2 separate regions of the Homo sapiens genome follow, and region 1 is linked to region 2. Evidence: read pairs that join two places in POLR2A ChIA-PET (ENCODE). Cell type or tissue: OCI-LY7. All regions are shown on one strand. Each heading gives the region's core, and the rest is flanking DNA. Links, peaks and the distances in the headings are about the cores only. Region 1 has its middle 21 kb from the start of STUM. Region 2 has its middle 28 kb from the start of PARP1.

Evidence for each region. Peaks named below come from ENCODE experiments on the same cell type or tissue, not always from the same donor. Only the 100,000 strongest peaks of a DNase experiment are listed, where the experiment ranks them.
Region 1: POLR2A ChIA-PET joins it to region 2 with 7 read pairs; 2 of 35 experiments call an interaction of 5 or more read pairs at or near these places.

Annotation. Positions count from the first base shown.
Region 1 is chr1:226,524,758-226,530,133 of GRCh38, forward strand. No RefSeq gene overlaps it. Among named protein-coding and RNA genes, the nearest start is that of STUM, 21 kb to the right of the region's middle. In OCI-LY7, for the core only: no CTCF peak of the experiment used is centred there; a DNase peak (open chromatin) is centred at 2,204; H3K4me3 peaks cover 710 bases.
Region 2 is chr1:226,433,835-226,439,210 of GRCh38, forward strand. It overlaps the pseudogene RPS3AP7. Among named protein-coding and RNA genes, the nearest start is that of PARP1, 28 kb to the left of the region's middle. In OCI-LY7, for the core only: CTCF peaks have their summits at 2,853, 4,358 and 4,560; DNase peaks (open chromatin) are centred at 2,837, 3,277 and 4,356; H3K4me3 peaks cover 2,106 bases; H3K27ac peaks cover 4,158 bases.

The DNA.
Region 1 (5,376 bases), core at 241-5,240, 91 kb after region 2:
CCACATTCCAGGCAGAAAAATAGAGGAACTTGGTTGTGTCTCCTAGTTGAGTCAGAACTCCTTCCAAGAAACCCTGTAAACTTGTATTTATATCCCATTATTCATTGCTAGCTACAAGGGAGTCTGGGAAATGTAGCCCTTTAGCTAGAAATATTGCCTAGCAGGATAAAATGATGTTCTAATCATCAGGAAAAAGAGATAGATAGATATTGGGTAGAAGCTAGTAATCTCTGCAATCAATGAATGTCCCTTCTCTTTGTTCAACTTGCTCTATTGACCCTTTTGCTCTCAGCCTAGATAGAGCTTCTTTTAGGAGACAGGCCTCTTGTAGGTACTTTCCTTGTCCCAGACTTCCTCCTTATCACACTGTATTGCTCCTGCTGCTCCACCTGTCAGTCTCCTCCCTTGAACATGAGTGCCTGGAAGGCAGGGACTGTAGGTGCTCAATAAAGGCTTATGGAGTGAATGCTGGGAGAAGGCTGGGGCAGCCTCATCCAGGAGCATGTCACACTATTTCTCCCTGTGCAGAATGCTATTATAAACTCCAATTGATCTTGCTATGTTTTCATTTCTATGTCATTACCACAAATATGTACCCAAACCTTGTTTTTGAAAGAAAAAACATCTCTTCCCCAAACCACCTGGGATGGCCCATGATTTGTACCTTCACAGCTTTGGAGAATGGAATATAAAAAACAGCATAGCGTCCAAACGGATCTGGACGTGGTCTGTAGGGCAATAAAATAAAAAGTAATTTATAAGTGGCAAGAAATTTGAACTGAAGCATAATTTTATTTTGTGAGGAAAGCCAAGCTGTTCCATATAATTTGTCATTCAAACGGGGCTCTCTGACTTGCTCAAGCCAAAGGCTCCTAACTCCTTCCCATCTCCGACTGACTCCTTCTGATTTAATTCTAAGTGGCCGAGCTCCCGGTATCTCCAGTAAAGATGTTTGCTATCTCTTGGCTTAGGCAGGTTGTCTATACTCTTTGTAAATGGCTGATCTGAGATGAAAAATTTTGGCCGTATTATCCTAGAAATGTGCTCCTAGAAAAACTCTATCAGTAGTTTTCAATTCTCTATCACTGTTTACCAACCCATTCCAAAATTTAGTTGCTTAAAACAACAATTTATTATTTCTCAAGATCCTGTGGTTTGGCTGAGCTTAGCAGCGCAGCCCTTCTGTTCCTTGTGTATTGCTTAGGTCACTCCTGTGGTTGCCTTCAGCTGGGAGCTTGCCTGTGATTGGAACATCCAAAATGGCCTCTCCTCATACCCCATTTTCCATGGTGTGATTATTCCACATTGCATGCCGGTATCAAAACATCTCATGTACCCCATAGATATACACACCTACTATGTACCCACAAACATTAAACATAAAAAAATAAGGAAAAAATGGACTACCCTTTTCCAGGGCCTCTCTCCACATGGCCTTGCACCATTCAGTAGCCAAACTTGAGCTTCCTTCAGCAATGGCAGCTGGCTTCCAAGGAGGAACTTCCTAAGGGGGCAAGCCCAAATTTGCAAGTGCTTCCAAGGCTTCATGCCTGCTAATATCCCATTGGCCAAAGCAAGTCATGAGGATGATCCAAGAGTCAATGAGAGAGGGGAATACACAGTCCACAAATACTAAGTGACATGTTTCCTTGACCACCAATATAATAATCTACACAAGTGCCCTCTAAGGAGAATGGAACAGGAGAGGAGAAGACTAGCCTGGGGTGAGCTGCATTCCTTTTAGTATAAGTTCCACGACTTCATGACTTATTCTTTGAGCTCCAGAGGCAGAGCCAGTGGATGAGGGCTGCAAGGTAGCAGGTTTGGATTTTAATAGGAGCTGCCTAACAGTGAGACACCTGCTTTGTGAGACAGTGAGCCACCCATTGTGGGGAGTATTCAGAGAGAATCTAGATTGCCTCTTGGTGGGAATGTGTAAGGAATTCTTGCCCGAGCTAAGAGCTGGACTAAATAATGGATAAGCTTTCTTTTAACTCGGAGTCTATTTAAAGCTCTCCTAGGCAGGCCAAGAACATTTGTCTCACAGATAACAAATTCATGTCAAGCCACTTGCAAGGTGGGGCGAAGAACGTAGTCCTCCAGGTGGAGAAGATCCCAGCTGTGGAAGGGACTCTGTCTGCGGATTGGGAACATTCTTTGTGCTCTCGTTGATTGACAGCTGCACTGGGGTTGAGAGGGCGGGACTTCCTGGCCCAACCAGCCGTGAGGGAAACAAACAGGAAAAGGTGACTGGGTCCTGGTCAGCACCGTCCAAACACGCTTCCCACAAGTACTTCAGCTCCACACAGCCCTTCAGGGGCTGCCAGGGAAAGAGGAGGCAGGGGCGGGGGAGGGTAAGGGAGGCTGTCTGGGGAGAAGCCACTGACCTTGCACTCCATCAGAGCAGCTCCACTTTCGTTCTTGCAGACTGAGTTTTCTTGTGAGATTTTTGTTTAAGGAAAAGCTTCCAGGGCTAAAATTGAAAGCTTTAAAACTACTCAGAGCGATTTTATCCATGAGAGACATTAAGTCAGCCGAAGTGCCCTGCTGCAGGGGGGACCCTGCGTAGCGGTGGAGGACGGGGGTAGGGAGGCAGCCCTCCAGGCCTTTGTTATTGAGGGAGGGCAGTGGAGGTGCTCAGGGTGGGGCAGGGCTGGGGCCGGGGCCAGAGTCAGCTCCTGCACCGAGGTGCGGTCTCAGGGTACAGTTTCAGGGGGCTTGGCCCTTCTTACCTGGGGGTGGCCCCAGTCTATCTAAAGGCACTAAGACACCCACAGATGACAGAGCCAGAGCCAGGGACGCTGGGACGACCACTCCTGGGGGCACTGCGGGAATGTGAGGGCACCAGTCCAGCTCCAGGTCTGACTGGAAGATCTAGAGCTCCCCTAGATTTGGAGCTCGCCCTACACTCCCGGCAGCACCCTCTCTGGACAAGCCTGGGAGCCCGGATCCTTTTGCTCCAGAGCGCCTGGCACGTCCTCAGGGTGAGGCATCCTGGTGGTGTGCTGAAGGAGGATACCCTCCCATCTCAGCTTCAGGCAAGCATTCTTAGGGCTTCAGGTCCAAAACACGACCCCTTTCCACCTCCAGACAAAAACAGAGTGGGGCCAGCAAGGTGGTCAGGATGGAATCTTTTGGACAAAACCAGTGCCTCCTGGAGTGAGAAGCAGACCAGTGTACCATAACTGGAGCCTGTCTTCGGCACCTCCCACCTCCTGTTCCAGGACACCCTCCCCTCAACACGTATATTAGTCTTCTATTGCTTTGTAAGAGATTGCCACAAGTTTAGCAACTTGAAAAGACACCCATTATTCTATGGCAGTTTTTGGGTCAAGAGACTGTACGGCTTCACTGCATCCCTTGCTCAGAGTCCCCTGGGCTGTATTCCCCTCTGGAGGCTCACCTGGGGAAGAATCCACTCCCAGATTCACTCAGACTGTTGGCAGCATTCACTTCCTTGCAACTGTACCAAGGGATGGGGTCGGGGAGTGTCCCCCTGTTTACTGGCTTTGACTGGAGGCTTGCCCTCAGGTCCTAGGCTGCCAGCTTCCTGCCACAAAGGCCTGGCCACTGATTTCTTCTGCCCTCAGGAGATGAGGCAGTATGGTATTTTTGTACTTAAACATAGAAAAGGTACAGTAAAAATATGGTATTATAATATCACTGACAGTCTCTGCCCTCAGGAGGCCCTTCTCTTTAAGGGCTGCCTGCCTGATTAAGTCGGGCGCACCCAGGACAATCTCCCTTTAGATGAACTCAAAATCAACCAATCTGGGACCTCAATTACCTCTGAAAGTCCCTTCATTTTTCCCATAGTCCATTGGCTAGAAGCAAGTCTCAGGTCCCACCTAAGCTCAAGGGGAGGGGGATATACAGGGTGTGAACAGCCAGGGGACGGGAATCCTGGGGGGCGTCTCCCACACTCCTCTTTTGGAGACCTCAGGACCCAGTACCCTAATCCCTTCCTTCACTTGTGAGGACCCACACCCTGCGACCCCTGCCACCTGCCCCTACCATGCACAGCTCTTCCAGTCCAGACCTGCTCATAGCAACTCAGTTTTCTGTCCTATCCTAACACAAATTTTCTCCCAGCTGTCAGACAAGATAGACATAATTGGATCAAAGAAGTCCCCAAAGGGGACTCTGCATCGTCTTTGGGGGGCTTCTGCCTTATTCCAAAGAAGTGACCGGGAGAGACATGTTAGGGGTCCATGACTAGTGAATCATAAAAATGGTTTACAGTTAAGTGTTGCTTAATGACAGGGATTATGTTCTGAGAGATGTGCCATTGGGTGATTTTGTCCTTGTGCAAACATCACTGAGTTTGCCACCTAGGCTATATGGCATATAGCCTATTGCCCCTAGGCTACTAACCTGTACAGCATGTTACTGTACTGAATACTGTAGGTAATTGTAACATGATGGCAAGTATTTTTGTACTTAAACATACCTAAACATAGAAAAGGTACAGTAAAAATATGGCATTGTAATCTTAAGGGACCAGTGTACTACTCTGTGTGGTATGTTGTTGACTGAAACGCCATTATGCTGTGAGTCCTCACTATCTGGATGCTGGGAAGGTGGCTCTTAATCACTCTGCTTAGATCACCGCTTACTTTGCCACCCAATAGGGCCATCTTTTGTAGGATTTGGGGGTTATGTCTGCTCCTCCCACCACCCCAGAAGATAACTTATCTGATAAACCACCTACGCTTCGTGTGTTTGCATTTTGCAGGGGCTCAGTACCAAAAGAATTGTCCCAGTCTCTTCTATAAAGTGTTAATAATAATGATCATGGTAATAGTCCCATTTATCGAGCACTTACCATGTGTTGGGCACCGTGTTAAGCACTCTATGTAGTCCTCATATCAACTTTACGAAGAAGGTCCTATTTTAGAAATGTGGAAGCTGAGTCTCTGAGAGTCTAAGCCTCTTGCCCAAGGTCACAAGTTGATGAGTGGCAGAAGTAGGATGGTCCCCTCCCTGGAATGTCAGAGTCCAAGCCCGTGTGATACTGCCACTCCTGATCCGAACACTTCCTGTCCTCAGTTGTTTGGTTTCCATGCCCTGCACACCTCCCTGGGCACAGCCATGGCTGGGGCTCTCTGAGTCGGCCCCTGACTGGCCTGGGAGGGGCTGAGCATGGAGCGAAAAGAATTGCCCTGGATACAGGCTGAGGGCCTTCAGGGAGCCCTTTGCCACACGGCAGCCCAGAGCCTCCCCTGAAGCCTCAGAGGTACTGCCATAAGTGAGAAACCAACCTACGCCCAGGAACCAAATGCCAACAGAGACCAGTCTGTGGTGCCTGCCAGAATAACAGAGCTTCATGTCCCCATGTGTCATCACAGGAAACATGAGACCACGCAACTAATGGAT
Region 2 (5,376 bases), core at 323-5,322:
CCAGCACTACACAAGGGGATTATGGGAGGAAGGGGGAAATGCAGGACAGAACTGAAATAATACTTCTTCAGTGAAGACTTGGGGCTAAAGAGCCAAGGCCCGGGACCTGCATGCACAGCATGTGAGATGGGCAGAGGGGCCATGTCCCGTTGGCTCCAGCATGGAGGCTCCTGAGTGGAGCCATGTGTGTCCACAGGCATGGGGTCAGTGGCCTCCACATACGTGATCTCCTGCGCCCTTCACAGAACCCCTGCTGGCCAAGCTGGTCAGGCATCACCTCCACGAAGCAGAAGGGTTGCTGCCAATGAAGTCATGGCAGAATGGGGACAGGAAAGGAGAGTCCATCATGAAACCCCATGCTTCCTACACATGTTGCCTGATTCCAGTGGTTCTCAATCTTATTCTTATTTATTATTTTTTAAAGAGACGGGGGTCTCTGGGAGTTCCAGGTTATAGTGTGCTATGATCACACCACTGCACTCCAGCCTGGGTGACAGGGTGAGATCCTGTCTCTAAATAAATAAATTCATTAATTAAAAAAAAAAAAGAAAAAAAGAGACAGGGTCTCACATCTCATTCTGTTGCCCAGCTGGAGTGCAGTGGCATGATCATGGCTCATTACAGCCTTGACCTCCTGGGCTCAAGCAATCTTCCCATCTCAGCTTCCTGAAGACCTGGGATTACAAGTGTGAGCCACCATGCTTGGCTTGTTCTCAATCTTTAGAGCCTAGAAGGATCATGAGATGTAAAAATGAAATTCCTAGGCCTCACTCCCATAGATTCTGATTAAGAAGGTCTGGGGTAGGGTTCAGGGATCTGCCTTTTAACGGAAGGGGGCAGATGAAACCATAATTGGAGAAGCATTGTCTCAGTCCAGTAAAACTAACAGATATCCACAAAGATCTGCAGTTGCTTTAAATTCACCAAGAGGCTTAAATTAATTAACAAGCATTTTCTGAGAGCCTATAATTATGTCCCCAAGTTATTAGGGCCTGCTTCATGGGTGAGCGCATTGCACAAGGCCCCACACTTGAGGTTTAGTGCTCTGTGGTGGCTGTCCTTGAAATTCTCCATGATTTACTCTTTGCGTCTGTGCTTTTTGAGACAGTCTCACTCTACTGCCCAGGCTGGAGTGCAGTGGCGAGATCACGACTAGCAGCCTTGACTTCCTGGGTCCAAGCAATCCTCCTACCTTCCCTCCCGAGTAACTGGGACTATAGGCCTGCTTGGCTAATTTTTACATTTTTTTGTTGAGATATGGTCCCGCCGTGTTGCTCAGGCTGGTCTCAAACTTTTGGACTCACATGATCCTCCTGCTTCAGCCTCCCGCTTCAGCCTCCCAAAGTGCTGGGATTATAGGCGTGAGCCACGATGCCTGACTGGATCTGTGCTTTTGTAAGTGAAGTCTAATGGGACAGTGGAGCATATGAGGGGTCTTGGTGCCTGGGCCTCACAACCGTTGCCTCTGGCCTGTGGGTTCTTAGCCTCACTGTTCTCAGCCCATCCCAAGATCGCAGCCACCAGCCTTCCCAGCAGGAGTCTGGGCCCAGGCAGGAAGAGCCAGTGTCTGGCATGGGTACCCCATGGTGTCTTAGAGCGGGCCATGGTGGCAGCTGGCCAGCCTACCACCCCTGGCCCCAGGTACTGATGTGTTCTGGTGTGCAGATCTACACATCCTAGGGGTCTCCTCTCTGCCAGGTTGGAGCAATGGGTCAGTGGGAGAGGCATATGCCTGCCTGGACTTCCCCAGACCTGGCTTCCTGACCTCTAGGAGGTTACAACTGACGTAAATGGAGAGGAAGGAAGCTGGCATTGATTGAACGCACACTCCTCTCTAAGACTCATTTGCTTTTCGCTGATATATCCTAGTGCCTAGGACATTGGCATGTGGGCAGTGCTCAAAAACACTCAGGGAAGGAATGAATACATGGAGAAACTCTTTGAGGTCGATTTATATTTCTTCCATTTTACAGATTAGAAATTAAGGGTTAAGGAGGCTAAACAACCTGCTGGAGGTCTAAAATCAGTAAATGACAGAAATAAGATTTAAATGCAGGTCAGAATTCCAAAGCCTTTGCCCTTTCTGTGTCACAAGTCTAAAGACATGGCTTAAGCACACTGGCTGCTGGGCCAGGATTTGACCAATGATGCCAGTACTGACCCACCAACTGTCCAATCGCCACCAAGTCAGAGCTTCTCCTGGGAGTGGTTTCCTGGTTGTCCCTGGATGTCCAAGGAGGAGAGGGATTCTGAGCCCAGTAAGAGATTTGTGATTCGGATTTTCACTGGTTCTGCTCTTCGTGGACCATGTCTCAGTCCAAGGAAAAGAGAGGACTAAAGAGATATATTCATGAAAATCCTCTAATTCAACTGACTCAATTAGGACTTTCCAATTGCTCAAATTGAAAATCTCAACCCAAAATGAGCTAAAACTATTTAATCTTATTTCATGTAACGGAAAAGTCCAAGCCTGGGTAACAGAACTTGACCCCATCTCTACTAAAAAAAAAAACCAAAAAAAAATTATCTGGGCACGGCAGCATGCGCCTGTAGTCCCAGCTACTCAGGAGGCTGAGGCAGGAGGATCACTTGAGCCCAGGAGGTTGATGTTGCAGTGAGCCATGATTGTGCCACCTCACTCCAGCCTGGGTGACAGAACAAGACCCTGTCTCAAAAAAAAAAAAAAAAAAGAAAAAAGAAAAGAGGAAATTCCAGAGCTAATCAGACTCCAGGTGAGTTGATTCCAGGGCTCACCAAGGACCCAGGCTCTTGCCATCTCTTAATGTTTCATCCTCAGTGTTGGCAGCTGCAGATGTGACATCTAGAGGAAGTTATTGGGACTGGGCTAGACTATTCATCTGGGGCGGAATGGATGTTGAGGATCAACTACAACGTCACCACATCATCAGTGCACAAGCAGCCCTGCTTTAGGACCTCACTGGAAAACATCCCAGGAAGAAACTGTCCATCCTACATTGCCACAGACCACTGCCCAGCCCAGGCAGCCCGAGGGGTCTAGCATATCAGTCACACCAGTGGTGGCAGTACTGGTTGTACCAGCAGAGCTAACTGGGTGCTGGTGGTGCTTGATCCCAGAGGAAGCTGCAGTGTACCTTCACAAGGCTCGGTAGTCAGCCAAGGTCCCAACAGCAGCCATCACCAAAGGAGGCTGCACCTGGACAGCAGCAGTAGGAGGAAGAGTGGTAGCTGGCACATGACACCCAGGACTTATTTGTTAACACATCTGAGACGCCCCTGGGGAACTGCAGAAATAATTGAAGTTCCTGCAGGTGGCTGGCATCCAAGCATAACAGATGGGGCAAGGTGAGCTAGCGAAGCTTGGCTTTTCTTGCTAAAGGAACTCTGTCAGCCCCGGACACTGGTTATGTGTACAATGCCTGAGAGAGCTGGGTGAGAGAGCCTCCAGCGTAAGGCTCCCGTCAGCTCTGCCCCCTCCCTGGGTGGGAGTTATCACAGCTTGGACACAATTCCAGGGGAAACCCGGGCCAAACTCTTCTCTTTGAGTGTGCCAATGGTCACGTAATGTTAATGCTGGTTGTTCCTGGGTGGTGTGATTAGATTACTTTCTTTCTTTTCCTTTTCCTTCCCTTTTTTCCTCATTGATTTTTCCCTTTCCTCCCTTCCCCTTCTTTTCTTGCTTTCTTTCTTTTTTTTTTTTTTTTGGTAATTTTCTGTACTACTAAATTAAAAAATGTTTTATTAACCTTTTCTGAATAGATGCTACATCTCATGGTTCAAAACTAAAAAAATACATTTAGAAAGTAATCAATGAATCAGAAGCCACATGTAGGGCTTGTAAATGAAACCAACAAGCAAACAAACAGTGAAGAATCTTCTTTATATCTCTATCTGCCCAGTTTCCCTTCAGCCCTCCTCTTTTCCATTATATTCTTTGGTTTATCCTATAATAACATGTGTATGCTTGCAGAGTTTCTTTATGCATATACAAACAGGTGAAAATATATTTTTATTTTCTCCCCCTTTTTTGCACATATATACTGCTGTATACCTTACCTTTTTCACCTAACAACATACCTTGGAGATCTTTATCAGTACATAAAAAATCCTCACTTTCTTGTATAGCTGCCCTTTGTGATAGGGCATGATAATACCACAATTTTTAAAAATCGTCTGCTATTGATGGGCCTTCAGTTTGTTTTCAAACTTTTGCTAATCCAAATGATGTTGCATCAAAAAAACTTGTGCATACATTATTTTGCATATATGTAAGTATTCCTGTGGGATAAACTCCCAAAAGTGTAACTGCTAAGTCAAAGGGAGTACGTGGTTGTGATATTGACTGATTTGGCAAATTGCCCTCTGTAAGTGTTGCATTAATTTATACCACCACCAGGAGTATCTAAGAGTGTCTTTTCCCCACAGCTTTGCCAACAGAGAGTGTTATCAAATTTTTGGAATTTTGTCAGTCTGATAGGTGAAGGTTATCTCGGTGTGGTTTTAAAATCATCCTTATTGGGCTATGATTTTAATACAACAGAATGGACTCATTTTAGTCATACAGTTCAAAGAGTTTTGAATCAATCAAGGTATAGAACGTTTCCATCACCCCAAAAGATTGACTTGTGCCCCTGCCCAATCAACACCCTTCCCATCCTGTCGGGAGAAACCACTACTGTGATTTTTATCACTATAAGTCAGTTTTGCTTTTGGCTCTCTCAGCTCTTTTGGCTCTCTGAGCAGCACCATGGCAGTTGGCAAGAATAAGCACCTTAAGAAAGGTGGCAAACAGGGGGCCAGGAAGAAAGTGGTTGATCCATTTTCTAAGAAAGATTGGTATGATGTGAAAGCACCTGCTATGTTCACAAGAAATATTGGAGAGATGCTAGTCACCAGGACTGAAGGAACCCAAATGTATCAGATGGCCTCAAGGGTTGTGTGTTTGAAGTGAGTCTTGCTGATTTGCAGAATGATGATGTTGTATTTAGAAAATTCAAGCTGATTACTGAAGATGTTCAGGGCAAAAACTGCCTGACTAACTTCCATGGCATGGATCTGACCTGTGACAAAATGTGCTCCATGGTCAAAAAATGGCAGACAATGATTGAAGCTCCTGTCAATGTCAAGACTACCAACGGTTACGTGCTTCGTCTGTTCTGTGTTGGTTTTGCTAAGAAACACAACAATCCGATATGGAAGACCTCTTATGCTCAGCATCAACAAGTCCGCCAAATCCGGAAGAAGATTTTGGAAATCATGACCTGAGAGGCGCAGACAAATGACCTGAAAGAAGTGGTCAATAAATTGATTGCAGACAGCATTGGAAAAGACATAAAAAGGCTTGCCAATCTGTTTGTCCTCTCCATGATGTCTTCATTAGCAAAGTAAAAATGCTGA